2 separate regions of the Homo sapiens genome follow, and region 1 is linked to region 2. Evidence: chromatin loops called from intact Hi-C (ENCODE). Cell type or tissue: PC-3. All regions are shown on one strand.

Evidence for each region. A loop is a pair of places that touch in the nucleus more often than their neighbours do. Peaks named below come from ENCODE experiments on the same cell type or tissue, not always from the same donor. Only the 100,000 strongest peaks of a DNase experiment are listed, where the experiment ranks them.
Region 1: it touches region 2 in a loop (5-fold over the local background); 9 of 110 quality-filtered maps call a loop at or near these places.

What each region holds. Positions count from the first base shown.
Region 1 is chr2:8,999,829-9,003,828 of GRCh38, forward strand. It overlaps MBOAT2 (membrane bound glycerophospholipid O-acyltransferase 2), which reads right to left and starts at 3,856. Exons shown (of 13, transcript NM_138799.4): 1 at 3,712-3,856. The coding sequence starts at 3,786. RefSeq lists an enhancer at 2,513-3,167 and silencers at 2,932-3,226, 3,770-4,000. In PC-3, no CTCF peak of the experiment used is centred here; a DNase peak (open chromatin) is centred at 1,583; H3K4me3 peaks cover 3,805 bases; H3K27ac peaks cover 3,447 bases.
Region 2 is chr2:9,113,102-9,117,101 of GRCh38, forward strand. LOC105373416 (a long non-coding RNA gene) reads left to right here. Exons shown (of 3, transcript XR_922772.4): 2 at 2,024-2,151; 3 at 3,472-4,000. It overlaps LOC105373415 (a long non-coding RNA gene), which reads right to left. Exons shown (of 4, transcript XR_922770.1): 3 at 3,598-3,700; 4 at 2,665-3,149. Among named protein-coding and RNA genes, the nearest start is that of ASAP2, 92 kb to the right of the region's middle. In PC-3, a CTCF peak has its summit at 1,548; no DNase peak of the experiment used is centred here; H3K27ac peaks cover 1,580 bases.

The DNA.
Region 1 (4,000 bases), 110 kb before region 2:
TGATAATAGATTCTACATTTTTATTAAAATTTAAGGCCTATTGAACAAATACTATGGCTACCTAAATTCCAATACCTCTGGAATTCTCAGTAAAAATTAAGCAACCCAGGAGTCTAAGGCAAAGTATTTTGCTTCTTTTCCTTCCCTGGCCTCAGCCTAACCACAAAACACTTCCTCCTTTCTGCTACCTTGCCCTGCAAGGTGCATTCTTACATTCCATGCAGACCCATAATTTCTATCATCTCATAAATTCCACACTTACCTAGTAAAAAGTTAATTGTTTTTCTTACACTAAAGTCCTTTTCTTCCTCGGACATCAAACAACTGCTTTTATAATTTCCCAATTTTTCAAAACATTGTTAATTAGCACATACCAAATTAACATACTAACAAGTTATATTTTTACACTTTTCATTTCCTGATTTGTCTTTTTCCTGTTGAATCACACTATGTGATTATAACAAATTCATAAGATTTCTCTCAACTTGGAATAAATGATTTACATTATAAAAATTTTTATTTTGCTCAACTTTAAAATAATGGATAAATGACTTTAGTCATCCAATTTTACAAAATTGAGTTTTTAGTTATTCCAACAGCTTCATCAACAAGAAAGTCAACTCTAAGGTGCTTCAAAGAACAACTTATTATCACTATGAAAAGTTAAGGCTTGTGTGGTATTAATCCAATATTTTAAAGCCTTGCTCAAAGAGAAAACAACTCAAACTACAGTCATGTGTCACTTAATGATGAGGCTATGTTCTGAAAAATGCATCATTAGGCAATTTTGTTGCTGTGTGGACACCATAGTGTACTTACACAAACCTAGATGGCATAGTCTGCTACACACCTAGACCAGATGGTACAGCCTAGGAGGGTGAGTGACCAGCGTGTGAATGCAAAGGTCCAGGACTTTACCGTACACCACTGTAGACTTCATAAATACTCTACATTTACGCTACACTGAATTTATAAAATATATTTTCCTTTCTTCAATAATAAATTAACCTTGGCTTACTGTAACTTTTTTACTTTATTAAGTTTTTAATTCTTTTATAATAACAGCGTAAAACATACTGTACAGTTGTATAAAAATATTCTTCCTTTATATCCTTATTCTATCGGCTTTTTTCTATTAAAATTTTTTTAATTTAAAAAACGATTAAAAACTAAGACACAAACACACACACTAGCCTAGGCCCACACAGGGTCAGGATCATTAACATCACTGTCTTCCACCTCCACAGCCTGTCCCACTGAAAGGTCTTCAGGGGCAATAACATGCACGGAGCTGTCATGTCCTACAATAACAATGCCTTCTGGAATATTTCCTGAAGGCCCTGCCTCAGGCTGTTCCACAGTTAATTTTTTTTTTAAATAAATAGGAGTATACTCTAAAACAACAATAAAAAGTATAGTAAATACATAAACCAGTGATGCACTTAGGATTATCAAATATTACGTACTGTACCTAATTGTGTAGTATACACAATGTGCTAGACTTTTATAGGACTGGCAGCACAGTAGGTTTGGACTGGCAGCACATTAGGTTTGTTTACACTGGCATCACCACAAACACATGAGTAATGCGTGGTGCTACGACATGACAATGACTACAGCTTTACTAGGCAATAGGAATTGTTCAGCTCCATCATAATCTTACGAGACCACCAGCAGACATGTGGTCTGATGACCAAAATGTCACTATGCAGTGCACGACTGTGCTATACAAAGTCAGGGCTACACATGGCTGTACAAATTTAGAGTAGTCCCAAGGTACCAACTTAAGACCTTTAGCTAATAAAGAAGGATGTCAAAAATTTTAAGTCCTGTCACTTTCCCTTGATTCTCCTGCTTACTTCAGTACTGAAAAGAACTTTCTCTGGATGCTTAAATGCGTTCATTAATAGCAAATCACTTTAAAAAGTTATAAGCATTATATAAATGAATAGGTATTATTAGCATAGTCAAGAAAATATTTCAGCATAGCAGGGACGGGTAGGGCTATGGCAGACATGGAGCGGGAGGGAAAGAAAGATGGGGGAGAGAAAAAGGGAACGTGAACATGTGCCCATCTCTCTGAAAGAAATGTAAATATATAAACCTATCTCCCTTGCTCCTCATCAGCAAAGAACTTTTCAACAGACACCCACCCTGCATTTGCTGATATACTGGAAGTAGCCTATTTAAGGCAGGAGTGTGATATGCTAAAAGGTCATACACTGCACACCAGTGTGGAAATGTCAGCAAGAATCCTCCGCGGGGCCGGGAGGATGAAAAACCCTAAATTCTGGTCAATTTATTAATAAAGAGAGAAGAATATTTTCTTCGAATACACGATTAATTTCACTACCATACTTTATTAGCAAGACACCCATTAGAACTCTTGTTCAAGACAGGTGGGGGATAGGTACTTTACTATTAACCAGAAGTTATGACCGCGATGTGGAATTTCAACAGAAGCCACAATTGTTTAACACTCCTTCGACATACTTAAGGCGATTTTATTTAAAACAGTAAAGCACAAAGCAGCTAGTATCCTAATGTCAGGTTTCCAGCTTGCTGCTATGGAAAGCCGTCTGGACAAGAAGGAATCCCGTATTGAAGTGAAATCCCTGAAGACTAAATGACAGCAGCACCTTCAAGTTCAAGACAGTGAACCAGTATCCCGTGTGAAGTCCAAACACTTCCAGGTTAAGTACACTTGAAATAACTGTAAGCAAAATTTCCAAAGTTAACTACCTTTAGCCTGGGGCTAGAGCAATCACCTAACTATACACCCCCGCCCCCCAGCCCCCGCCTCATTAACAACTTCCCTAAATCTCACTGTCACAACAAAATACTTCCAAACTTTCTTTTCTCAGTAAAAATGGCGCTGCTTTTCCCATCACAATGCTGTTTATTTCTCAGTAATCGTTAGGCCCTTTAAACCATCAAACTCGATTGGCCTCATTTAAATACCACCCTTCCCTAGACACTGTCAAGAGCTTTTCTGAGGGCTGGGCAAGGAGGTAAAGTGGCTGCATCAATCTACAAGGTTGCCACTTTGTCAGCAAGAATCCTGGGATTAACTCCGACTTTTCTTCATAACCTGTCTGCCTTCCCACAAACTGTTGCCTCTGTCTCTCTTAAGCCACAATCCAACGCAAACTGTCCCCAAAGTGCAGTAGCGCTTAAGCCTCTCCGGGCCCCTAGCACCCATCGACGCCGTCTCTAAGGCACCCAGCACACCCAGACCCATGCATCAGCCTCTCCGGGGGTCGCTCAGAGGCGCGCGCGGGGCAGGCAGCACCACGCCAGGCTCCCCAAAGCGCAGCCTTCCGCACCCTTTCCACAACCCGGTCCATGCGCACCGGGGGCTGCTCCGGGACCCGACCACCGGATCCGAGCGCCGCTGCCGCGAAGGGCAGGGACCGCATGCACACCCGCACGCCCATACGACCACCCTCCCCGGGGGCTGTCGCCGGCAACAACGCCCGGCCCACCTCCCGCTCGGCCCGGGGATGGCGGGCTGGGGGCGCACCCAGGAGGGAGGGGGCTCTGGGACAATAACCGGCTTGTTGCCCCCTCCCTTCCAGGGAGCGGCGGGTAGGGGGGCACCGGGCGCCCGGCCCCAGCCCCCACCCTCCTCCCGGGCCCCCGGTCGGGTGGCACCGCGGCGGGGAGGGGCGGCGAGGGCGCGACGCCCGGCGCCAGGGCGCCTCGGGGTACCTGGTCGATGGGCAGCTGCACGGCGTTGCTGAGGGGCTGCAGCAGGGTGGAGCCCGTGGTGCTGGTGGTGGCCATGGCCGGGCCTCGGCGCTCCGGCCGCCCGCGCCGCTCGCCCGCTCGCGCTGTGCCGGGCGACGACGAGGATGGGGATGCAGCGGCGCGCCCGCCCCTGGGCCGCCCGCGGTCGGAGCTCTGCGCGGGGAAGGCCGGGGAGGGGCCGGGGGCGGTGCCCGGCTCGCACCTCCCCCTCCGCCGCCACCTCCTCCCGCGCCCGCCGCCCCCGACCGCC
Region 2 (4,000 bases):
TTTACTTCCTAAACAATTATTCTCTTCATTCTTACTGTTACCCTAGTTTGGGCCTTAACATCTGTAGCTATTATGGTTCAAATCATGTCCATTTCTCCATATTTTCCTCAAACTTACCCTCCCCTCTGTAGCCAGAATGTTCTTCCTACAGCCCAGGCGTAAGCCACGCCACTCCCCTCCCCCTACCCAGGAGAACCGTGAGCTTCTGTGCAAGATGAGAGGCCCACATGGCCTTCCCATCCTCCCTGCATCATCTTCCCATCCTCCCTGCATCTTTCCCATCCTCCCTGCATCCTTCCCATCCTCCCTGCATCCTTCCCATCCTCCCTGCATCCTTCCCATCCTCCCTGCATCCTTCCCATCCTCCCTGCATCATCTTCCCGCCCCGCCTCCCTAGAGGGAAGAGCTCCAGTGACTGCTCCTAAGCTCACCCGCCCCACTGGCCCTTTCTCATCTCCCTGCCTGGCCTGGGGCTGTGTCCCTGGGGGATGGAGGAGTTTTCCTGTGCTAGCTCACTCCACCCAACACCCAGACCCCGAGGCTCAGCCTCCAGCCTGGCCCGGGCCCCACCTCCTCAGGGCACACTTCTTGGCCCCCCTGGTTGGTTGGGGTGAGTGAAGCCCCAGGGCCCCAGCCCTAATCCCTGGAGGAATCTCTATCCCCTTACTCTCCTTCTGTCTCGATGTCCATTTCCCTCAATAGATTCGGACTGGACCTAGCCTTTCTAGACTGGGGCCCCACAAGACCTAGCTCAGCCAGTGTTTGCCAGATAAAAGGATGAATGACTATGAGGTTCCTTCCAGCTCTGAGCGTGTTTGTCCTTTGTTGACTTTAGAAATCGTTAAAACTTTAAACTTGAAAGAAAGTAGGAGAGAAGTAAAGAAGGAGGAAGAATGAAGCCTGCACCGGAACCCATGCTCTGTAATTCTCAGCACTTCTCTCAGAGAGCTCCATTCTAAGCGGAGTGTGGTGAACACAGCTCCTCCTCTAGGGGTGGTCAGGGGCCAAGGTAGACCCTGCTGAGGGCTAAAAACAGTGAACTAAGAATCAAGTTCCCCTACTGGCCTTCCCATACAGCTTCAGGAAACAGGTTCGATTATCTTGGCATCTATTTCCCAGGTATAAAACAGAAGTCACATTTCCATTTTGCGATTTATTGAGCAGATACTTCCCATAGGTATGTGGCTGCATATCCAATATGTCAGAAAGCAAAACACAAAAAACATTAAAAATAAGAAAGCAGAACTGCAGATTTATTCTAGCAGTGGAGCAAAGATAAATTTCTGGCTCTTGAAAAATTGAGCTTGTCATCAGACAAAATAGTTGGGTCTGAATAAATAAATGTTTATGCAACAAAATATAGCAAAAGATGTATTAAAGGAAAACAACAGAATTGAGAAAAATATATCACCAATCTAACTGCAAATGATTAAAATTGGTAGAAATGTATAATGTGCAGGTCTAGATGCCTTTCCAGGAAGTGAGCAAAGGATGAGTTCAACTGGTTTGCTCAGGAGCCATTGTCACAGCCCAAGGGAGCCACAGTGTGGCCTAGAGTGAGCCCAGCTTCAGTAATAATTCAGAGTCCACACACCCAACTTGCTTGATGAGCCTGTGCCTCTCCCTTCTTATGGAAAATGGATATTTATATGGTTTGGCTGTGTCCCCACCCAAATCTCATCTTCAATTTCCACGTGTTGTGGGAGGGACCCAGTGGTAATTGAATCATGGGGGCGGGGCTTTCTCGTGCTGTTCTTGTGATAGTGAATAAGTCTCACGAGATCTGATGGCTTTAAAAAGAGCAGTTCCCCTGCACAAGCTCTCTCTCTTTGCCTGCTGCCATCCATGTTGAGATGTGACTTGCTCCTCCTTGCCTTCTGCCATGATTGTGAGGCTTCCCCAGTCACGTCGAACTGTAAGTCCAATTAAGCCTGTTTCCTTTGTAAATTGCCCAGTCTGAGGCATGACTTTATCAGCAGTGTGAAAACAGACTAATATAGATATGATTACATCCACTTTGCAGGATTCTCATGAGGACAAATTAGAGCACCTGTCACTATAGCCAGCACTCAAGAAATGGGATTATCATCAGAGGGAAAAATGCACAGCCTCACCAGCTATTAAACATATGGAAATGATGACAATTTAAAGGTAACATGACTTATCTATTAAAGTAAAAAAAGTCTGGTTCACAAAAAGACTTGAACAAAAATATTAGTAGCAGTTTTATCTATTTATCTATAATTTCCAAATACTGGAAAGAGCCCAAATGTCCATTGGGGATAAACAAATTGTGGTATATCCATGCAATGAAATACGTCTCAGCAATAGAAAGAGCCACCCACTGGTACATGCAATAACACGGATGAATTGCAAAATCACCATGCTGGTAAAAGAGGCCTTATGCAAAAGATTTCACACTTTATGCTTTATAATTTCTCTCTCTCTCTCTCTCTTTTTTTTTTATACAGGGTCTTGCCTTGTTGCCCAGGCTGGAGTGCAGTGGTGCAATCACAGCTCACTGCAGCCTCAACCTCTCGGGCTCAAGTGATCCTCCCGCTTCAGCTTCCCAAGTAGCTGGGAGTACAAATGCATGCCACCATGCCAGGCTAATGTTTTTGTAGAGACAGGGTCTCATTATGTTGCCTAGGCTGGTCTCGAACTCCTAGGTGCAAGCAATCCCTCCTGTCTTGGCCTCCCAAAGTGCCAGGATTTTAGGTGTGAGCTACCATGCCCGGTCATATGATTCGATTTGTATGAAATTCTGGAGTAGAAGAAACTAAACTTTGGTAGAAAAAATTAAAATAGTAATTCCTGGAGCCCAGAAATTCTGATTCCAAATTCTGACTGTATCTATTGCAGAAGCATATCATACACAAATATATCTACATAATACTTTCCAATCATCCCTCTTAAACATTTTCTGTAAAACACACCTAAATCCCTTTTGGTTATATTACTTTGGGATTCTGTTTTGTGTGACTGCTTCAAGATCTTAATTTCTTCTTCCTACTTTTCATTCTCCTTTCTGTACTGTTCAGTACTGCCTTGTCCCAAGGAAGGAGGAAATCTTTGCTGGGGACTTCCATGTCCTAGGCCCTGCATCAGGTCTTTGCCTTGTGTTCTCCCATTTCATCTTCACAATGGCCCTGTGGAGCAAGTAGTATTTTTCTCATTTTATAAACGTAGAAACTGAGACTCAGCTTACTGGCATAGCTTGACCATTGTGATATAAGAGGTGGTTTTTCTTAGAGAATAAAGCATTCTTTTAGGCTTTATCTCTTAGACTAAGACCATTTTGAATCCATCTGAGTGAAAACCTTTTATTACAGTAAAAATGGCAAACTCTTTCATTCTCTTAGAGAAGAATTGGTCACTTACATGGTCTCGGTTCTGAGAAAGTAAGATGCTAACAGTCTCGATAAAGGGCTAATCTTAATTAATTGATTTTTTTCTGTTTTAATCCCACAGCTTATAAATAACATTAGCGGTGGCTTGGATTTATTGTTGTGGCCTCCGGAAGAACTTGGGCACAGTGTAACTTCCTGGGGCCCGAGGTTGTTAATCGGTGAATTGTTCATGAAGGACAGTGCTCACTGTGAAGGTGGGTGTCCTGGGATGCTCTGCCTGGCCCGCGGGAGACAAGGCTATGGTCTGACATCCCTCAGCCTGTCCTCATTGTCCTGGCTCTGAGAAGAAGCTACAAAACACAGTAGAAGAAAAAGAAAACAGTCTTTTAAAGACTTGTAATGAGTTGTTAATGATAAAAGTAACACATGCCAACTGGAAAAATGTGAATTTTTTATCTCAGCCAAAAGTATAAAGATACTTCGATTTCTTTAAAAACTTATGGAAATCTGTTGTTGTATGCATAGATTGTTGAATACATCTCTGCTTATTTAAACTCCTGAAAGTCTTATCAATGAGGTCAAAAGGCAGGAACAGGTTGTTTGTTGTTGTTGGTTATTTGTCTTTTTGAGACAGGGTTTTGCTCTGTCAC